Regions from separate parts of the Homo sapiens genome. Here region 1 is linked to region 2. Evidence: read pairs that join two places in POLR2A ChIA-PET (ENCODE). Cell type or tissue: Caco-2. All regions are shown on one strand. Each heading gives the region's core, and the rest is flanking DNA. Links, peaks and the distances in the headings are about the cores only.

Evidence for each region. ChIA-PET counts read pairs that join two places held together with the same protein. Peaks named below come from ENCODE experiments on the same cell type or tissue, not always from the same donor. Only the 100,000 strongest peaks of a DNase experiment are listed, where the experiment ranks them.
Region 1: POLR2A ChIA-PET joins it to region 2 with 10 read pairs; 4 of 35 experiments call an interaction of 5 or more read pairs at or near these places.

The regions. Positions count from the first base shown.
Region 1 is chr18:7,061,366-7,069,365 of GRCh38, forward strand. All of the region lies in intron 3 of LAMA1 (laminin subunit alpha 1), which reads right to left. Among named protein-coding and RNA genes, the nearest start is that of LAMA1, 52 kb to the right of the region's middle. In Caco-2, for the core only: no CTCF peak of the experiment used is centred there; DNase peaks (open chromatin) are centred at 606 and 3,136.
Region 2 is chr18:7,162,986-7,173,946 of GRCh38, forward strand. No RefSeq gene overlaps it. Among named protein-coding and RNA genes, the nearest start is that of LAMA1, 51 kb to the left of the region's middle. In Caco-2, for the core only: a CTCF peak has its summit at 1,825 (motif pointing right); a DNase peak (open chromatin) is centred at 1,827.

The DNA of each region.
Region 1 (8,000 bases), core at 1-8,000, 100 kb before region 2:
TCTTTGTGAGGATCTTCATTTCTTTTCCCCACCTTGTAAGATCCACATGACAGCCAAGTGCCCCTAGAATGATATAAACCCACTTGTGAAATGCAGTTACAGGCCATTCTCAGACCTAAGAAATCCAAAAAGCACCTTTTCTATTCCCCAACTCCTAACGATTCCCTTGGCCGTTAACTATCAAGTTTTCACCTAGGACCATCTAAGCCTTTGAAATCACACTAGGCTTTCTCCAAAATGCAGTTCCCCATTTGTTCATGTTGGGACAGTGGTGGCAATGAATGGCATCCCTTCCTTCCTCTTCTGATGTGGAAGTAGGCTCACAAATCTGTCATGGAGATTGGAAAAAGCAGTCTGCAATATTCCATAAAAAAGCAAAACTGGAGGATATGATGTAGATGGGCGCGGTGGAGGCCTGCTCGACACACTCCCTCCTGCATCACAGCCTGAGTGGGTGCTTGTGGACCCACCCTGGAAGCTCTGTCCTGTGGGCCAGTACCTGTGCGTCTGAGAACAGCCTGCACGGGAAAAGAAGAGCACACTGTGCCCTGGGGGAGAGAGTCAGCTGTCCCCGAGTTAGGCAATGACTGCTCCTCCCTTGAGGACAGGTGGGGGAGGGGTGAGCAAAGGAACACTCCACATGGACACAGGACACTGGGGACAAGGGACGCCCACTAACAATTTTTCACTGAAGCTTCGTCCAGTCATCATTAACTGAGCATCTGCTTTGTCACAGGGACTAAGCCAGGTGCCACAAATATGGCAGTGGATGGAAGGTCTATGTGACCCAATGCCCTGGTGGGAAAGCCAGAGGCTGACCAAGTCACCAGGGAGAAGGGTGGAGGCTGTGAGAGTGTCTGGGTGTTGGGGGAAGGCCCATTAACTCTGGAGAAGGCAGATAGTCAGGGAAGTCTTCCCTGAAGGTAAGAGAAGGTATCTCTGAAACCAGATGAGAGATGTCCAGGTAACTGGAGCAAAGGTGAGGAAAGACACTGAGGGGAACTCTGAGGGCAGAGCACAGAGGAAGGAGTGCAGAGATGGCAGGAGAGAGCCGGCGGGCGCCTGGCCAGGGCTGTCGGCCATCACGCAGATGTTTGTGCACCGTGGTTAAAACGCTTAGACCATCCCAGGGACTGAAACCAAGGAGCTACAGGGTCACCGGAGCTGAAGGTCACAGGATTGGATGTTGGTGCCTGGAAATCATGAGAGATGGTGGTGCTGACTTTGTAAACACCAAGAGACCAGAGCAGAGATAAAAGCAACGGGTCTTACAGGGTTTTCTAAAAGGCCAAAACATGAGTGAGAAGGAAAACACAAAGAGGCCAAGCAGTGTCTTCCAGCTCGATCAGATCCCTCTCTCCACTGTAGGAAGAGTGCAGAGTTCTCTCCTACATGGCCCCAAAGCCCACACTTCCCCGCTCTTGCCTCAGTCCCAGAGAATATCTGGCTAAAAATTCAACTTCTTTTCACCTCTTCTCCTAGTCCTCACATTGACCTGTTTTTGCTCCAGTTGATGGAGCGATGGTGAAGAGCTTACAGCTTGCATCCCTTCTTCGCATGCCTTATTATGAGAAAACACACGAGCATCACACTCAGTGACAGTAAAAGGGGCCCTTAATCATTAAGCCTCTAAAATCCAACAGGTGATACTGCCCAGAAAAGCTGTGCAAATCTGTACTTAACGAACTCCATTAAACATTAACCTATTAGTTATACATTTACAACACCCAGAAACAATAATTATGTGTTTTCTTTCCTTTGGGCCCTAAATCTAGCTGAATCGTTGATAGTTTTAGCACTAGAGAGATGAGAAAGTATTGTTTCTTGTGAGTGTGTAAAATTTCACTTTTTATATGGATCCTTGGTCTATATTCTACTTGAAGATTCTCCTTTTTCTTTAGACACATCTAACTTCACTGAGTATCTAACTGACAAATCATAATATTTAAAGCTTATTTTTTAAAAGAGAATATCCAAATATGTAGGATACATAATATATAGGAAGGCTTTTGTTTATTTTTTTAAAAGATGCAGTGGGAATGTAAAATGGTGCAGGTACTATGGAAAACAGTATGGTGGTCCCTCAAAAAATTAAACATAGAATTACAACATGATGCAGAAATTCCTCTTCCAGGTATATATCCAGAAGAAGAGAAAGCAGGGACTCGAATACACATGTACACCAATGTTCACAGCAGCATTATTCACAATAGCTAAAAGGTGGAAACAGCCCAGGTACCCGTTGATGGATGAATGGCTAAACAAAATATGGTCTATGCATACAATGGAATATTATTCAGTCTTTAAAAGGAAGGAAATTGTAATACATGCTACAACATAGATAAGCCTTGAGGACATTATGTACGCTAAGTGAAATAAGCCAGACAAAAGGACAAATAGAATATGATTCCACTTATGTAAGCTTGATTACCCAGAGTAATCAAATTCATAGACAAAAGCTGAATGGAGGCTACCCAGGGCTGGGGGAAGAGAGGAACGTGGAGTTGGTGTTTAAGGGGTACAGAGTTTCTGTTTGGGAAGATGAAAAAGTTCTGGGGATGGATGGTGGTGACGGTTGCACAATATACTTAATGCCACTGTACTGTACACTTAAAAATGGTTAAAATGGCTCCCACTGCAGCCTCAAGTGCCCCTGTCCCACCTGGCTCCCCCTGCTGATGTCTAGTGTTTTTTTCTCTCCTGTCTTTGTATTGAAGGCAGGAAACAAGGGTGTCAAGCCCCCATTCCCTCCCTACTCTGACAGCAGGATTGGATGTTGTGTATTGTGGATTTTTTTTTGTTTATTTTGTTCTGAAATTAAAGTATGCAAAATAGAGAATATGCCATTTTTAATACAAAAAAAGGTTACAATGGTAAATTTTATGATATGCATATTTTATAATAACACCCCCTCCAAAAAAAAAGAGATGAAAAGTGAATGGTATGAAGATTCAACCTTGTGAAAGACTGAGCTGTCTAAGTTGAAAATGAGTAGGAATGTAGTATTTCTAGGCAGGGGCCAACTCCATAGAAACCAATTAAGTCAGTGGAGGTCAAGCAAACAGCTCCGAGGGGATGTTTGAAATCTTATCTTTCTCATGACCTGATTTCGGTCACATTCTTACTGAGCTCTGGCAAGGCATGATGATACTTCACAAAATACAAAACCAGAGCCCCAAACTCAGGACTTTACAGTGAAAGACCCATTGTTCACACAATGCTTTCTCCTTGGTGGCATTTCCTGAACAGCAAGTTCGGGCAGCCCCATTTCTTGCCTGGCTCAGTCTATAAGACTGATACAAGACTGGTATAAAGTTGTAAATGATTCTAAATATTGTTCATCCCACTAGAGACCTACTAAGTGGTTATTTAACTGACATTTTTTTGTGCTTCCTTCATATGAAGAACACAGATAAATATCTTCTGATTACATACCATTAAATAGTAGGAAAAGCAAAAATTCTTAAATTATATGATTGACAATTCTCATGATCGTCTTGTAAATACTACGGAGGAAAAGGTCTTAGAAACTGTTGAACTGCACTGGATCAGTCACTTGCTCTTAAAAGGGTGATTAAGAATAGCCAAGGCCGGGCGCAGTGGCTCACGCCTGTAATCCCAGCACTTTGGGAGGGGGGCAGGTGGATCACAAGGTCAGGAGATCAAGACCATCCTGGCTAACAGGGTGAATCCTCGTCTCTACTAAAAATACAAAAAATTAGCCAGGCATAGTGGCACGTGCCTGTAGTCCCAGCTACTCAGGAGGCTGAGGCAGGAGAATCACTTGAACTCGAGAGGCGGAGGTTGCAGTGAGCTGAGATTGCGCCACTGCACTCCAGCCTGGGTGACAGAGTGAGACTCTATCTCAAAAAAAAAAAAAAAAAAAAACAACGACTAGCCAAAATTTGATCCAAAAACTATTGTACAGAGGGGTGTGGGGGAATTCTCTGTACTTTACATTCAATTTTTCTGTAAACCTAAAACTTCTCTAAAAAATAGTCTATTATTTTTTAAAACAAGAAAACAATTACACATATTCTAGTAATTCTCAACTGATAAGAAAGCTTATGTTGGCCAGGTATGGTGGCTCACACCTGTAATCCCAGCACTTTGGGAGGCCAAGGTAGGTGAATCACTTATCACTTGAGGCCAGGAGTTCGAGACCAGCCTGGGCAGCATGGCAAAACCTCATCTCTACTAAAAATTCAAAAATTAGCCAGGTGTGGTGGCACGCACCTGTAGTCCCAGCTACTCGGGATGCCGAAGCACAAGAATGGCTGGAACGGAGGAGGCAGAGATTGCAGTGAGCTGAGATCGCACCGTTGCACTCCAGCTTGGGTGACAGAGTGAGACTCTGTCTCAAAAATCAGCCCAGTTGGCTGAACAGAAGCGAATAAGTATAATAGTTTTAAAGCTTTACCAAATTTCCCGGGCTATCTCAGTTTGTACAGCTATGCCATCCAGCTAATTATTTGCAGGTTTAAATTTGACCTCACAGTTTTCCTAGCTTCATTTCCGAAACAGTCAGGCCAGAGCGAGTCAGTGCTTTCTAAGTGCCTGCATACAAATTGCAAAGAGACCACAGGTCTGAGGAGGTGCACGGCATCAACAGGCAGCTGTCCCAGTCACTAAGAAGTCTCTACCTTCAGTGCACTTTGGCAGCCTGGTCATCTCACCAAAACCAATGCTTTCAGAGTCAGAATTCCACAATCACCCATATTCCCCTGGAAAAAGGTAGTGATAGGTGAGTAATATATTTTTAATTTCCTATAGCCTAGAGAACTTTAAAACTACATTGAATGTTTTCCATGATTTAGGCTTAAAACGACAAATCCAGAGGATGTATTCTCTACATCCCAGTGCATATTCGTGAATGACGTGGATACAAATCGACACATTTTTCAGATTTTTCATGTAAGCATAAGATGAAATAATGAACAGGAAAGCACTTTATAAAATGCACAATACAGAGGTAAGGTATCAGATTTTTAATCAATATTCCAATGTTCCATAGTTATTCTTGTGACAACTGGAACTTCTCAAAATAATGAGACTTAGAGTCAAATCGGTTCTTTCTCTTTGGTTAGAATATGACTTGAAAAGTCTGTCCAGCCTCTAATATTGATATTCAATATCTAAAAATGTCACCACCGTGTTATAGCAATTTGACTGCCTCAATAGATTAATAATCATAAAATTTACACATGTGAAGATAATAAATCAGACCAAACATTGTTTAAGCATCTGAATTTAGCTTAGTCCTCCCAAAGATATGTCCAGTACAGTGACATAATGTGACAACTCATTATAAACAAATAAATTCTCTGCTATTCAATTAGCATAGGACAAAAAAGAAAAGAAAAGAAAATTCTGATCTCTATACTACCAAGGAATTGTGAAACACACTTTATCACTGTTACTGAGCATATAAATTGAGCAATGTTTTTGAAAAAAATAAGGCAATAAAGATCACATTTTAAAAAATTTAAGCATTTAACCAAATAATCTAATTTTTTGGAATCGACACTAAAAAATAAACTACCGTAACAGCCATAAAATATTCAAATGTTTGTTGCAGCATAACTTAGAATAGCCCCAAATTGGAAACACCTTAAGTGTCTCCCAATGGGAACAGGTTAAATGAATTATTGTGTAGCCAAATGATAAAATATCATTCTTCCATTAAAAATTATTACAGGCATTTTGCTGGTCGCTAGGAAGAAGAAATTGGTAGCACCTGGCTCTCCTCCAGTGAACAGCTAGAACTCTGGACACAGGATATAAACAATGGGTTTCAAATATTGGACAGCAGGCAGCACGGGACAGTGACTCCTGGGAGAAGAGCCCAGGATTGCTTTGCTTTCAGCAGCATTTTTACAATAGACAAAAACTGGAAATACCCAGCAAGACAGTGGATAAATAAATGTTGCTATATCCATAAAGTGAAATTACTACACAGAAATGAATGGAACAAGCCACTCATACAAGCAATGGCATGTGAATCTGACAAACCTCATGCTCACAGAAAGAAGCCAGACACAAAAAAGGACGCACTGTGATTCCATTAATAAGAAGTCATCTCACAGGCAAAACTCTTCCAAAGTGAAAAAAAAAAAAAATTCAGGACAGCGGTTCCTCTGGCTGCTGGGAGGGAGGAGAGCAAGTGGGGAATTGGCTGGGAAGGGGGTGGGGGAGCCTTTTGGGGTGACGCAAACGTTCTATACCAAGGGAATGGCTTATACAAGTGTCTGTATTTATCAAAACTCACCCAACTATACACTCGAGATTTGTGCATTTCACTATATGTCAATTATGTCCCAATAAATAGAAAAGAAAAACGAGAGGAAATGTTTATTCTAGGACTGAATGTACTATGTCAGCTCCACAGACATGCCAGGCTTTCTAATTTCCAGGCCTTTCCCACCCTGCTCTTCCCTGCTGCTTCTTCCTTCTGTATTCCTGCCTCCCTTCCTCCGGTGGGTCCTTTTCGCATTTTTTTTTTTTTGAGACGGCGTTTTGCTCTTGTTGCCCCGGCTGGAGTGCAATGGCACGATCTTGGCTCACTGCAAACTCTGCCCCCTGGGTTCAAGCGATTCTCCTGGCTCAGCCTCCTGAGTAGGTGGCATTACAGGCATGCACCACCATGCCTGGCTAATTTTGTATTTTTAGTAGAGACAGAGTTTGTCCATGTTGGTCAGGCTGGTCTTGATCTCCTGACCTCAGGTAATCCACCTGCCTCGGCTTCCCAAAGTGCTGGGATTACAGGCGTGAGCCACCGCGCCCGGCCTGCATTGTTTCTCTGAGCCACGAAGTGGTCCTTCTGAAGTGTTCTCTGTGCACCCCCGGTCCCTGCACACTCTACACCACTCAGCAGAAGCCTATTTTTCCCCACCAGACCAGAAGCCCCTTGAGAGCTGGGGCCTGCCTTTAAAGATGCAATGAAAGCGAGCCTGCTCATCACTGCTAATAACCAACATACTGAAGGAACCGCCCATGTGTTGTCCACTTTCTTTGCACTAAGGGCTTAATGTGAATCCGATCGTTGTCTTGTTCATCGATGAATCCTGAGATCCCAGTATGCACAAGACAGAGATTCCCTGATTTCTTAAATATATTCAGTGTTCTTAGATATGATGCAATGGAGCAAAAGGTCACCCCTGATTGTAAGAATCACAGGGGATTTTTTAAATAACTTTTTTCTTATATTTTTCTATAGTTTAAAAACTTTCTGCTATTATCTGTTACTAGTACATCAAAATAAAGGAAGTTCTGTGTAGAGAAAAGGTCCACTGAAGACATTAAAAACACAAGAGATATTCTGAGACCTAGCTGAGGTTTTTATAAGCCATGTTTTAAAAACGTTGTTACAGCTTTGTTTTTAAAGATGGAAATACTACAATCTGAGTAGAAGTTAAGTCAATACATAAAAAAGAAAAAAAAAAAGCTAGAATGGATACCAAACTGCACTATATTTTTCAAAGAAATATCTCTTGAGAAATTAAAACTTACCCCTTTTTTTCAGCTTCAATATAATGGAAGAAATAATTTCAGAACGGACTTCCCTTTTTTCCCATAAATATACAAAAATCTTTACTTTGATGCCAAAACAGTTGGGGATATGAAAAGCATTTTGTGATCCAATCCTGCAAAACTGTCTTCACGGATTTCCCTGAATCCTCCCAGGCCAAATGCAGGAAGCCCTGCTGGGTAGAAACACTGAAATAGTGCAGCCAAACCTTGGCAGCTCAAAATCTAAAGAGAACTGAGCTCTGCCAAATGGCAAAATGGTTATCCTGGACTGTTTGGCAATCCCCACCGATAATATGTAAGCGAGAAAGCTTAAATATAAATCGTATCAAGAAACAAAAACTCCATCTTGTTCCTAAAGCCTAGCCTCCATTGTTTTCACTTATTCAGCTCACTTATCGTTAAAAGAACAGTATGTGCATTCCTGTTTGGTTCCTATAAGCTCTTCACCTCACCTAAAGACAGGGGTGCGG
Region 2 (10,961 bases), core at 1,500-9,499:
TTGGGGGTTGCTCCTGCAACGTAATGAGCCTACCATGAATGACACACCCCTAATGAGGCTTGTATGAAATGTGATAGGCTTGAATTAAATCCCACACACTGGGATTGAGAAAGGGGGAGACTCAAACTAATGTTCATCCTTCTCAACAAAGTGCAGGTCCCTGTGTCATCTCAGGCATATGTGAGTATATCCCTGTCCTCGGGAGCCTTCCACATGCCCCCATTACAGCTCTTCCACACTTCCACACAGGTGGTTGTTTGTTGCCTGTCTGATTCTCCTCTACAACTATGAGCTCCCAAAAGGCAGCAATGATATATTTTTACCCAACCATCCAATGAACTTTTTTTTTTTTTTTTTTTTTTTTTTTTTGAGATGGAGTCTCACTCTTTCGCCCAGGCTGGAGTGCAGTGGAAAGATCTTCGCCCACTGCAACCTCTGCCTCCTGGTTTCAGGTGATTCTGCTGCCTCAGCCTCCGGAGTAGCTGGGATTACAGGTGCGTGCCACCACACTCAGCTAATTTTTTATAGTTTTGAGTAGAGACAGGGTTTCACCATGCTGGACAGGCTGGTCTCGAACTCCTGACCTCAAGTGATCTGCCTGCCTTGGCCTCCCAAGTGCTAGGATTATTGGCGTGAGCCACCCCACCCGGCCCCAATGAACTTTTAATCAAGTTCCTTAACAGGTCTGTGCTTCAGTTTCCTTATCTATAAAACACAAATAATAATCATACTTAGCTCAGAGTTGCAGTGAGAATTTGATTGAATAAATGAACCAATACATTTGAATGGTAGTTAAATCACTATTAGGGCAGTGCCTGCCACATAAGCCATACTATGTAAGTGTTACCTTTTATTTTATCATTTCTGTTTGAAGGACTCTTGATTCCTGAATTATCTGTGTAAACCATTGCACTCTGCGTAGTCCCAGCACTGTGCCTTACAGATGAAGCAGCTGTGGTTCAAGGGACAAAAGAGGCAAGAATGAACGGTTCCAGGATTTCCGGCTTGGGGAACCTGGTGGGCGTTATGCCTTCAGCCAAGAAAAAGAAAGTAAGAGGGATAGATTTAAGGGGGATACTGAACTGACTTTGGATGTGTTGAGTTTTAGGCGCCTGCAGGTCATCTAGACGGAGATGACTGATAGGCATTTAGGCAGGTGGATTTGGAAGTAAGCCGAGAGATGGGGTGTGGGGGGAGCAGATGTAGACGCATGTGTCATCAGCATGTCCATGGCAGGTAAAGTCGTGGGATTCGAGGGACAAGGACTGAGGACCGCCCCCATGGGGAGAACCTATAGTCAAGGAGAGGTGGGAGGAACAAAAATGAGCCTGCCACTGGGATGGCAGAGACAACATTTACTATAAACTCAAAATAAAAAGAAAAACATGGACTTTTGACTGTTCTGGGAAATTGCATAAACTCAAAGTTCTCTCCCTATAATCTCTTAGAATATGTGTGTGAAGAGATTCTCTACAACATGGGAGTGTGCACAAGCTGCTCTGAGCTTGCCACACCGCATCCCACGAGGACAGGGTGGTGCCTGGGCTGACCTCAGGCCTGGGAGGCACATCATTCTCGTTTCTGAACGATAAAATGTTGTTCAGAGCTAAAGAACACAGTTTTCTCCCTTCACCCCTCCCAATCGTTTTAAATGAAAAAGCATTATAGCCATGCATAATGTCTCTTCTCATTAAAGTTTAATCCTAATCTGCAATAAGTCATACTGAACACATACTAATGCAGTAATTGTGGGTTTGGGTGTGAAAGAGAATTCAGTCTTCACGTGTTCTGGACCACGACAGTTTACTCCGAGCCCCAATAGATGGCACTGCTGATGCATGCAGCAGGAGAAACCAAGCATGGCTTCCTGAGTGGAACCAGAGTGATTCTACTACTTCATCTGTCTTTGGTAATAATCTATCATCCCCCAAGAAACATTATCTCCAGATGCAGTTTCTTATTCTGTATTCCATGTGGCACACTTAGAACCTGCTGCCCCACCAAACCCTGTCCCCCACCTTGGATCCTTCTCCTAAGGTTTTGGGCAAAAGAGCTCCTCTTCCTTTTCAGTGGTAGCTGCCTAGAATTGCCTTCCTCTCCTTCTTTTCCTTCTGCTTCCCTCTTCCTCACAACCCTACAGCTGTCCAAAAGCAGCCAGAGCCTGTGACCCCCATCACTTGTCCTCCTGGGTGCCCAGCCTGGCAGACGTCACCTGCAGATACCTGGCCTGCACTCTGGAAGCACACGCCCCCTACCATGTGGGAAGGTAATATCTTCTTTCAGATATCACATTGTTTGGCCAGTCATCAAATGCATCATTTTACTTCAACCAGATTAGGAGTTCAGTGGTTCTGGGGGGCTGGGGGAACACGGCCACCAATCCTAACAACCCTATCACTCAGTGAGTCCCAAACCCAAAGGCGGTGATTGGCTGAGATAAAATGGGATCACAGCTAGGTGACTGCATCACACAGTAAGTGCTGTGACAGGGCTGTAAGGAAAATGCCATAAGGGAATTCCTTATTCCTCCAGGTGAAGGCTGAAGCAAGGCATAGTGAAGGAGGTGATATTGAGCATGATCTATGAAGAGCCGTTCAGCAGAAGGAGTGGGGAGTGTAGGGACAGGAGGCAGTGCCCACCAAGACCACAGTGTGCTTCTGGCCTGGGAGGCTAGGAAGCTTGATGTAAAGTGAGTAGATTGACCAATGGGAAGAAGGGAGAGGGGGCTGAGGACAGACTGAGCAACCTTGAGTGCCCCTCGGTCCTTAGGCTTGAACGCTAAGCTATGAGGAGCCAGCAAAGGTTTTCCAGGTCAAGAGTTGAGTGTGTCCCCCTCAAAAAGATATAAAGTCCTAGCCTCCATACCTTAGAATGCGACGTAATTTGGAAAAAGGGCTGTTGCAGATGTGGTTAGTTAAGGTAAGGTGAGGTCATACTGAAGTATGTGGGCCTTTAATCCCAAACAACTGGTGCTCCTATGAGAGGAGAAAAGACCCAGACACACAGGGTGGGAGGGCCACAAGGCAATGCAGGCGGAGGTTGGAGTGGTGTGGCTGCACGCCGAGGAATGCCAAAGGTTGCTGGCAACACCAGAAGCTGGGACAGGCAAGGAAGAAGCACCTATGGGTTTCAGCAGGAGCGTGGCCCTACTGATGCCTTGACCTTGGACTTCTAGCCTCAGACTCTGAGATAATCAGCTACTGCTGTTTAAGCACCCAGCTGGTGGTGCTTTGTTACGGAAGCTCCAGGAAAGTGAGCCACGGCCCTCCTCACACCCTGCTTATGTCCCTGCTAATCACCTGCACCTGAGCTGGGAGACCCTGTCCTCACCTCCTTGTGCTCCTCCACGCCCTCCTATCTGTGCTTCCATGATTACCTCGAAGCCCTCCTCCTCCTCAACCCACCACGACCCTCAGTCCCAGTGACTTCCCTCTTGCCACTTACAGCCTCCACTGCACACTTGTCCTTGCTGTTCCACAGCCTCCCCTGCTCTCTCATTGTCTCCCAGATATTAGGCTGCTTCCCCAATGAAGCTCTAAGGGCCTTGAATGCTGTCCCCAAGTTTAGGAGCTGTGTTTAACATTAGGCCAATCTAAGCCATCATGAACACATTTACTGAGTTGACTGATTTGCTCAGGGCTTTGGAGGAAGAAGCAAGAGACAGAGTTGACAGCAGCCTCAAGCACTAGCATAGGGATATTTTCATAATAATTATCAAGCCAGAGGGCATATGTGATAAAACAAGCTTTGAGACAGAATAGCTCTGAGGTATGACCTCAGCTCTACTACTTAGCAGCTGGTTAACCTTGGGCAAGTCACATGACGTCCCTGTGTCTGTTTCCTCACCTAAAAGATAATGTCTGTGACTCCAGATTGTGAACTGAATGTCTATGGAAGATCAGATGTTCATGAAAAGTCTTTGCGCAGTGGATGTCCAACACTGTACATGGCCATGGTGATTCGCACTCCAGCCAGCCCCGACTTCCTGTATCAGTCAATGATACCAGGATGTAAAGAATTTGCATTCTGTGAATTTGCACTATGAAGAATTTCCCTCAGATCATAATAAAGTATAATTTCATAAATAATGGGCTTTCTATGTTGTCTAAGAATTTCAAGTGAGGCCCTGAAGCTGAGAACAATACATCACCATGGCCCCTGTGTTCTAGAAAGTGGTGTGAGGCCATCTGGGCAGAACTTGCTGAGGGTGGGCCCAAAGCCAGTTCTGCAGCCCCTGCATGTCACTCACTTTTCATCCACTTTTAATCTAAAAGAGATGAGAATGGGCCAGGCACAGTGGCTCACGCCTGTAATCCTAGCACTTTGGGAGGCCGAGGTAGGAGGATCACCTGAGGTCATGAGTTTGAGACCATCCTCGCCAACATGGTGAAACCCTGTCTTTACTAAAAATACAAAAATTAGCCGGGTGTGGTGGCACGCATTTATAATCCCAGCTACTCTGGAGGCTGGGGCAGGAGAATCACTTGAACCCGGGAGGCGGAGTTTGCAGTGAGCCGAGATTGCACCACTGCACTCCAGCCTGGATGACAGAGCGATATTCTGTCTCAATAAATAAATAAATAAATAAATAAATAAATAAATAAATAGGAGATGAGAATGGTAGGAGGAAAAGGTGATTTCTTTGAAAACAGCAGTCAGTGTAAGAGAATAGACTGCAGTCCCTTCTCCCACTGCCCAAGGATGTGTTCTGCTGCTGGGATGTTTGCTGAGGAGGGAGGTCCCCAGGCCCTGTGGCAGAAAAACAGGGCAGGATGAAGGGCCTTGTGAGAGCTGCAAGTGAGACCCCAGGTCGGGTGCCCCCCACCCCGGGACCACCCCCTGGTTCTCACCTGGAAAAGTCTGAAGGCAAGAGATGGTGGACGCTGTCCCCAGCAACAGAGAGGTGGTGCTGCAGGGGGCGGCACCTGAACTGCTGGAGGGGAGGGGAAATTGTGAGCCAAGGTGGAGCCGACTTCAAAGATGCCTCTGCCCAAGACCTTCTTTCACAGAGGGGACCCCAACAGACAGGGGCTCTGTGGCGTGGAAGCAGAGCCTGAGGGCCAGCCCTAGGAAGTCAGACAGAGGCTGCTTTGCTCCCTCCAGGGAGGGGCCACATCTAATGTCCCCAGCTGTGTGTGTGCCTGAAGAACCCACAAGAGCAGCCCTCCAGACCGTCATCATGACACCACTGCCACAGCACCAGATGGCCACAACATCACGCAAGAAGCCCCTTTTCCCTGTCTGCCCCACCCTTCACCGTGCCCTGGAGAAGCCAGAAATGAACTTAGAGCTGCCAAACCCAGCTCAGGCCTGCGTCGTGGAAGCTTTCCATTGAATGAGATGTTTGCATTTTGAGTCAAAGGGTCTGGACTCTTTTTTTTTTTTTTTTTTTTTTTTACAGTTTAAGTTCTAGGGTACATGTGCACAACATGCAGGTTTGTTACATATGTATACGTGTGCCATGTTGGTGTGCTGCACCCATTAACTCGTCATTAGGAGATATACCTAATGTAAATGACGAGTTAATGGGTCTGGACTTTTTAATGTCTGAGAAGGAGATTGCTCTAATCCCTGAAAGTCACAGGGAAAGCTTAAGTACATCTTCCAGGCCTTAGGAATGGAGATCGGGGGTGCAGGTGTGAAGACAGTGGTGGGAAGAACAAAAGCTCCTTTTTCCTTGCTCTTAGCAAGGTCAGTTCATCCAATAAACCCTTCGAACGCATATTACGTGTTCTCCTGCTGACTTTATTGTCTTCATTTTTTGAAGTGTTGGCATTTTAAATGATCCTAATGACACTGAATCTGTCTTAATTACAACCTTTCCTCTCAGGGCACAGAGTTGTCTGTGAAAGAATCTTCTAAATTTCTTAATTAACCTGCAGTGGCTTTATTTTGCCAAAGACTGTGCTTGCAGCCATTATGAGATACTCTCTATGTGCTACCCCAGCGTAGTTAAAACTTTAAAAACTACCCTATAAAGCAGAAAGCCTATAACAATAAAGTGCTTGGCAATGAAAGGTCAGGAAGCCTAAGTAAATAGGCAACAATTAGATTAAGAATTTAAAGTCCAAGGTCTCAGAGATTAACCTTCACATCCTGCACAATCATTTCCAAGGGAATATTTAAGGATAATTGTATTTTATGAACCTGCCTCAAATCCCATTTTTGATGACGAGGTTTTTGTAAGCAAGCTTTAATTCATTAATATGCAGCTCTTTACTACCCAATCTACTTTATCTTTCAAAGCAAGTGGTTAGGCCTTCCTGTCAATGGAGACCAGACCTTAGGTTTGGCAAATAGAATTGGGCAGAGATATCATTGGGAGGAAAATTCCTCATATCCCCAGTTTCCTTTTAGATTTCAGCTCTTTCCAGTAGACAAGGACTTACGGGGAGACCAAGGAATCTTTAGGCTCCCCACTCACTTGAGTCTCTTGTAAGGCCTGGGAGGGACCCCGGTAATATCATCAGAAGGTCATCTGTTTTTATCAAGTTGGCAAAATTAAGATAATTGAACAGCAGTTTGTCCAGAGCATCCTGTCTTTCCACGCTAACTTGCCCTTTCTAAAACTTTTTTCAGATCTGGTGGCATTGGGGTGTCTATGGGCATTTTGGGGACTTGGCTAGAGCAAAGTTGAGCTAACTGGGTTCAAGAACGCCGTTCTGAGGTGTGGATGGGGGACCCCTACCTCAGGGGGTCCTTGGAGGGTGCTGCCCCCCAGGTGCTGTCCCTGACATGGTCTCTCGGTTGCTGGGGCTGCAGGCCACGTGGCCATCTGAGAACCCACACAGCTCGGCTTGCTGAGCCGGGGCTAGGGGCTGGGGGAGTCCCTGCCTCTTCTGAGACACCCCCACCCCCAAAACCCCTGCCACCACGGGCCTGAGCCTCTCTTTGCCTGCCGGGCTTCTAGGCGCCTTCTCCTCTGGAGCCTTGTGGGGGTCTCTGCACAGCTCCAGGCCACGGCAGCCCATTCTGCACTCTCCGCCAGGGCCTCCAGGGCCCAACTGCCCTGGATTCCTGTCTGGAGCAGCCCCCACGGTCACACCACTCCGGAATCACTGTGAATGCTTTCCTGCGTGTGCTTTTCTGGAACTGCTCCCCAGGGCGCAGGGATGGCTGGTGGCTGGAGAGTGATAGCTCCTCCCTTCGCTTTCAGAGCGTCTGGAGAGAGGAACTAGGAGTCCTACTTCTGTTTGCCTTTTTCGCGATGTCTCTCCCATTCTCTCCCCTATGGCAAAGAGTAGCCCCCCTGCCCCATGCCATGATGGCTCATGTGTGTGCAGCGCTTAGTAGGTGCCCAGGTGGGAAGGTGCTCATATTGGCCCATTTAGCCTTCACACATATTTTACCTAATATCCTCTCCTCCCTATGGATGAAGAAACCAAGGCACAGGAGCCCAAGTGACCTGAGCGCCCCCCAGGCTGCCCTCAGCCCAGCCCCGGCACCCGGCACCCAACCCCACCTGGAGGCTGGCCAAGCCCAGGGATTTGCTCTGAGCAGCACAGACTTCCTTGCTGGCTGCTGTGCTAAGACGGGGCTGGGGAGTCTGGAAACTTTTTTCTCAAGACAACAGCCAGGCTGGCCTTCAAGCCTACAGTTTTGCTGAAGAGAAGACGACATGCCCCTTGTCAGTGGGAAGGGGAGAGGCCGCTATACCTTTGGGGGCAGGAACGTGCATCAGCTGAATATTTCCTCGGTTCAGAAAGCACTGGGGAGAAGATAACTTCACCTCGCACTTTGGAATGTTGCATTGTTTTAAATTGCTGGATCGTTTGGAGCCCTGGTTGGTTTTCTGTGAAAATTGCGGCTCACAGCCAGGTGCAGTGGCTCACACCTGTAATCTCAGCACTTCAGGAGGCCGAGGCAGGAGGATCACTTGAGGTCAGGAGTTTGAGACCAGCCTGAGCAACACAATGAGGCCCCGTCCCTACCAAAATTACAAAACTTAGCTGGGCGTGGTGCATGCCTGGCCCCAGTTACTTGGGAGGCTGAGGTGGGAGGATCGCTTGAACCTGGGAAGTGGAAGTTGCAGTGAGCCAGGATCACACTACTGAGCACCAACCTGGGCAGCAGAGGGAGACCTGTCTCAAGAAAAAAAAAAGGGTCTGACTTTGCTGGTACTCTGTTTAGGCTCAGGGAGAGTCTTTGTAAGCCCTATTAGCTAAGGAGAGGATATGTGTGGTGGGAGTGGCGGGGGAGCCTGTTTATCTCAACCACATGCAATCTGAGCAATCTCATTGCATCTTGCTAAAGTCTCTTTTTTGAGACAGAGTCTCACTCTGTCACCCAGGCTGGAGTGCAATGGTGTGATCTCTGCTCACTGCAACCTCCGCCTACCAGGCTCAAGCAATTCTCCTGCCTCACCCTCCCAAGCAGCTGGGATTACAGGTCCCACCACCATACCCAGCTAATTTTTTTTATTTTTAGTAGAGATGGGGTTTCACCATGTTGGCCAGGCTCGTCTCAAACTCCTGACCTCAGGTGATCCACCCGCCTTGACCTCCCAAAGTACTGGAATTATAGGTGTGAGCCACCGCGCCCAGCCCTAAAGTCTTTTTTAATCTAGAATATTGAGGAGCCCTGCGGGGCCCTGCAGGACACCTCTCCTGGATGTGTCTGGGGGCCACTCCATGGAGGTACTTCTTGATTTTCCCACTCTGGTGTCTGCAGCAACTGAGAATTAGTTCTTTTTTTTTTTTTTTTTTTTTTTGAGATGGGAGTCTCACTCTGTCACCCAGGCTGGAGTGCACTGGCGTGATCTCGGCTCACTGCAAGCTCTGCCTCCCGGTTCATGCCATTCTCCTGCTTCAGCCTCCCAAGCAGCTGAGACTACAGCCACCCACCACCACACCTGGCTAATTTCTTGTATTTTTAGTAGAGACGGGGTTTCACCACGTTAGCCAGGATGGTCTCGATCTCTTGATCTCGTGATCCGCCCGCCCTGGCCTCCCAAAGTGCTGGGATTACAGGCATGAGCCACCGCGCCCGGCCTAGTCACTGCATTCCTTGTCTTTTCCCGATGGTGCTATATTTGGCCTGTTTATCTAGACTCACCCAAAATAAGAAAAGTCCCGGATCAATTGAACATTAGGGAGGAGGCCAAAACCCCTCTCCTATGGAAAGTTCCTTGAAGCAGTGGGAGCCTCCAAGTTCACTGCCAGGCAAACTGTCACAGACACCAAGGAACAGAGAGGCTCACAGGTTAAAGTACAGTATTTGAAACACACTGCTTATTAAATGAATTGGAAATACGGGACAAAAAGCAAGGAGAAAGAGACAGGATAGGTAACAACCCTGGAGACACAGGGCTACCAGGGCGGAAGAGCCACAATCCTCAGCCTTGTCCTCTCCCCTCACTCCCAGCCCCCACTGCCGGCCTTCTCCTTGTTGCTGTGCTTTTGGGAACCAAAGTACAGGATGATCAAGTGCCTATGGCAAACGCTTCTTGAGCAGAGGGGCCACGGAGGCAGAATGCGTCTCCCCACTAGATGCAGACTTCAGCCTCATTAATACCGGGTACCTGCCGGATATATGAGCTTCCCGAATCTCAGCTCTGAAATAAAACATGACTTGTAAAAGAGGAGGCCAGCCTGTGAGCTGTAGTTTGCTGATAAGATCTTTAGAAAGACTGCATGAAGATATTATCCAGCTTGATTACAAAGTTTTTTGGTGGCCCCTTAAGTTTTGTGCCAAGTGGAGCTCCTCAGCGCCTCACTAACCTGGCCCTGAGGGGTGGAGCCACGACTGGGACGCAGACAGCCTGGCCCGCTAGTCCAACAGACCCCAAAGCCCCCGACAAAGTAGTTCCTGTGGTTTACTTGGGAGACCTTGGGAGGTGAGTCAAGCATTCCTTCATCTGCCTGTGCCGGCCAACGTGAATACACCTCTATACACAGCAGGCACTGTGTCATCGTTAAGATGTGCAAACAGATGGCGCAGCATTAGGTACCTTACCTCCGTCTGCACAGCTAGCTAGCCTGGGTCTGACCCTAGGACTCTGTTGCCAAAGCCAAACTATGGTAAACATATGTGGTGTCTTCAGCTGAAACTAGACAAACATAGGCCTAGAATAACGGTTTTACCCTGAAAAGAAACCAAACATACACAGAAAGGGTAAATAGAGGCACAGGCAGGGAGGGGAGAAACAGAAGAGGCGTGGGAGGGGAGCAACTGGCAGAGGAATGGAGACGGGGTGGGGAAGGGGAGGTAAGAGAGATGGGGGAGTGAATGGGAGGCCCCTTAGGGATGCCGTTCATAGCAGAGGGCTCCAGAATTGAGCGTTGTGATTTTGCATGCGCTCTCCATGACAGCCCTGTGAAGCACACGGAAGAGACTGCAGGCGGGCAGCGGTGAGGCTGGACGTGCGGCAACCTGCTTGCCCAAGGATATGCCCGGAGGTGAGCCAGGGTCTCTCAGGCCACGCCTGCGGCACATCTGATTTCTCCATGAATGCTGAAGTCCTTTGAGGGCTGAGAATAGATTCTGATAAGATTAACAGCAAGAACTTGCTATCTTCCGGGCCTTGAGGTGAGGCAACTATCCCCAAATCTCACACGCCATAAGCGACAGAGCCCTGGAGAGCCCAGGCAGACCAGCTCTGCTTGGCCACGCTGCCTCATCTGCCTCTGGACCACGGCTTTCTTGTACCAGATTGAGAACCGGGACTGTCTACACCACACAGCTCACTGTCTACAGGAACGTGACTTCACTGGCGTGTTTGTCCTCGTCAACATGAGTTTACTATTCCAGAAAACTCTTGCCACAGAGCTGTAGATAACTTTATCTTTTCAGCGTCTTCTGGAAAGACCCATCAGCTTTTCAATACAAAACATCAAACCCTCTCAAGTCTCTTTTAACCCTGCCTCAGAATCACCGGTTTGCTGTGTCATCCCGCAATCCTCACCTATTACAACATGGTCCTCACCCAAGCCTAATCAAGGCCCCATTCAATGGGAAAACCC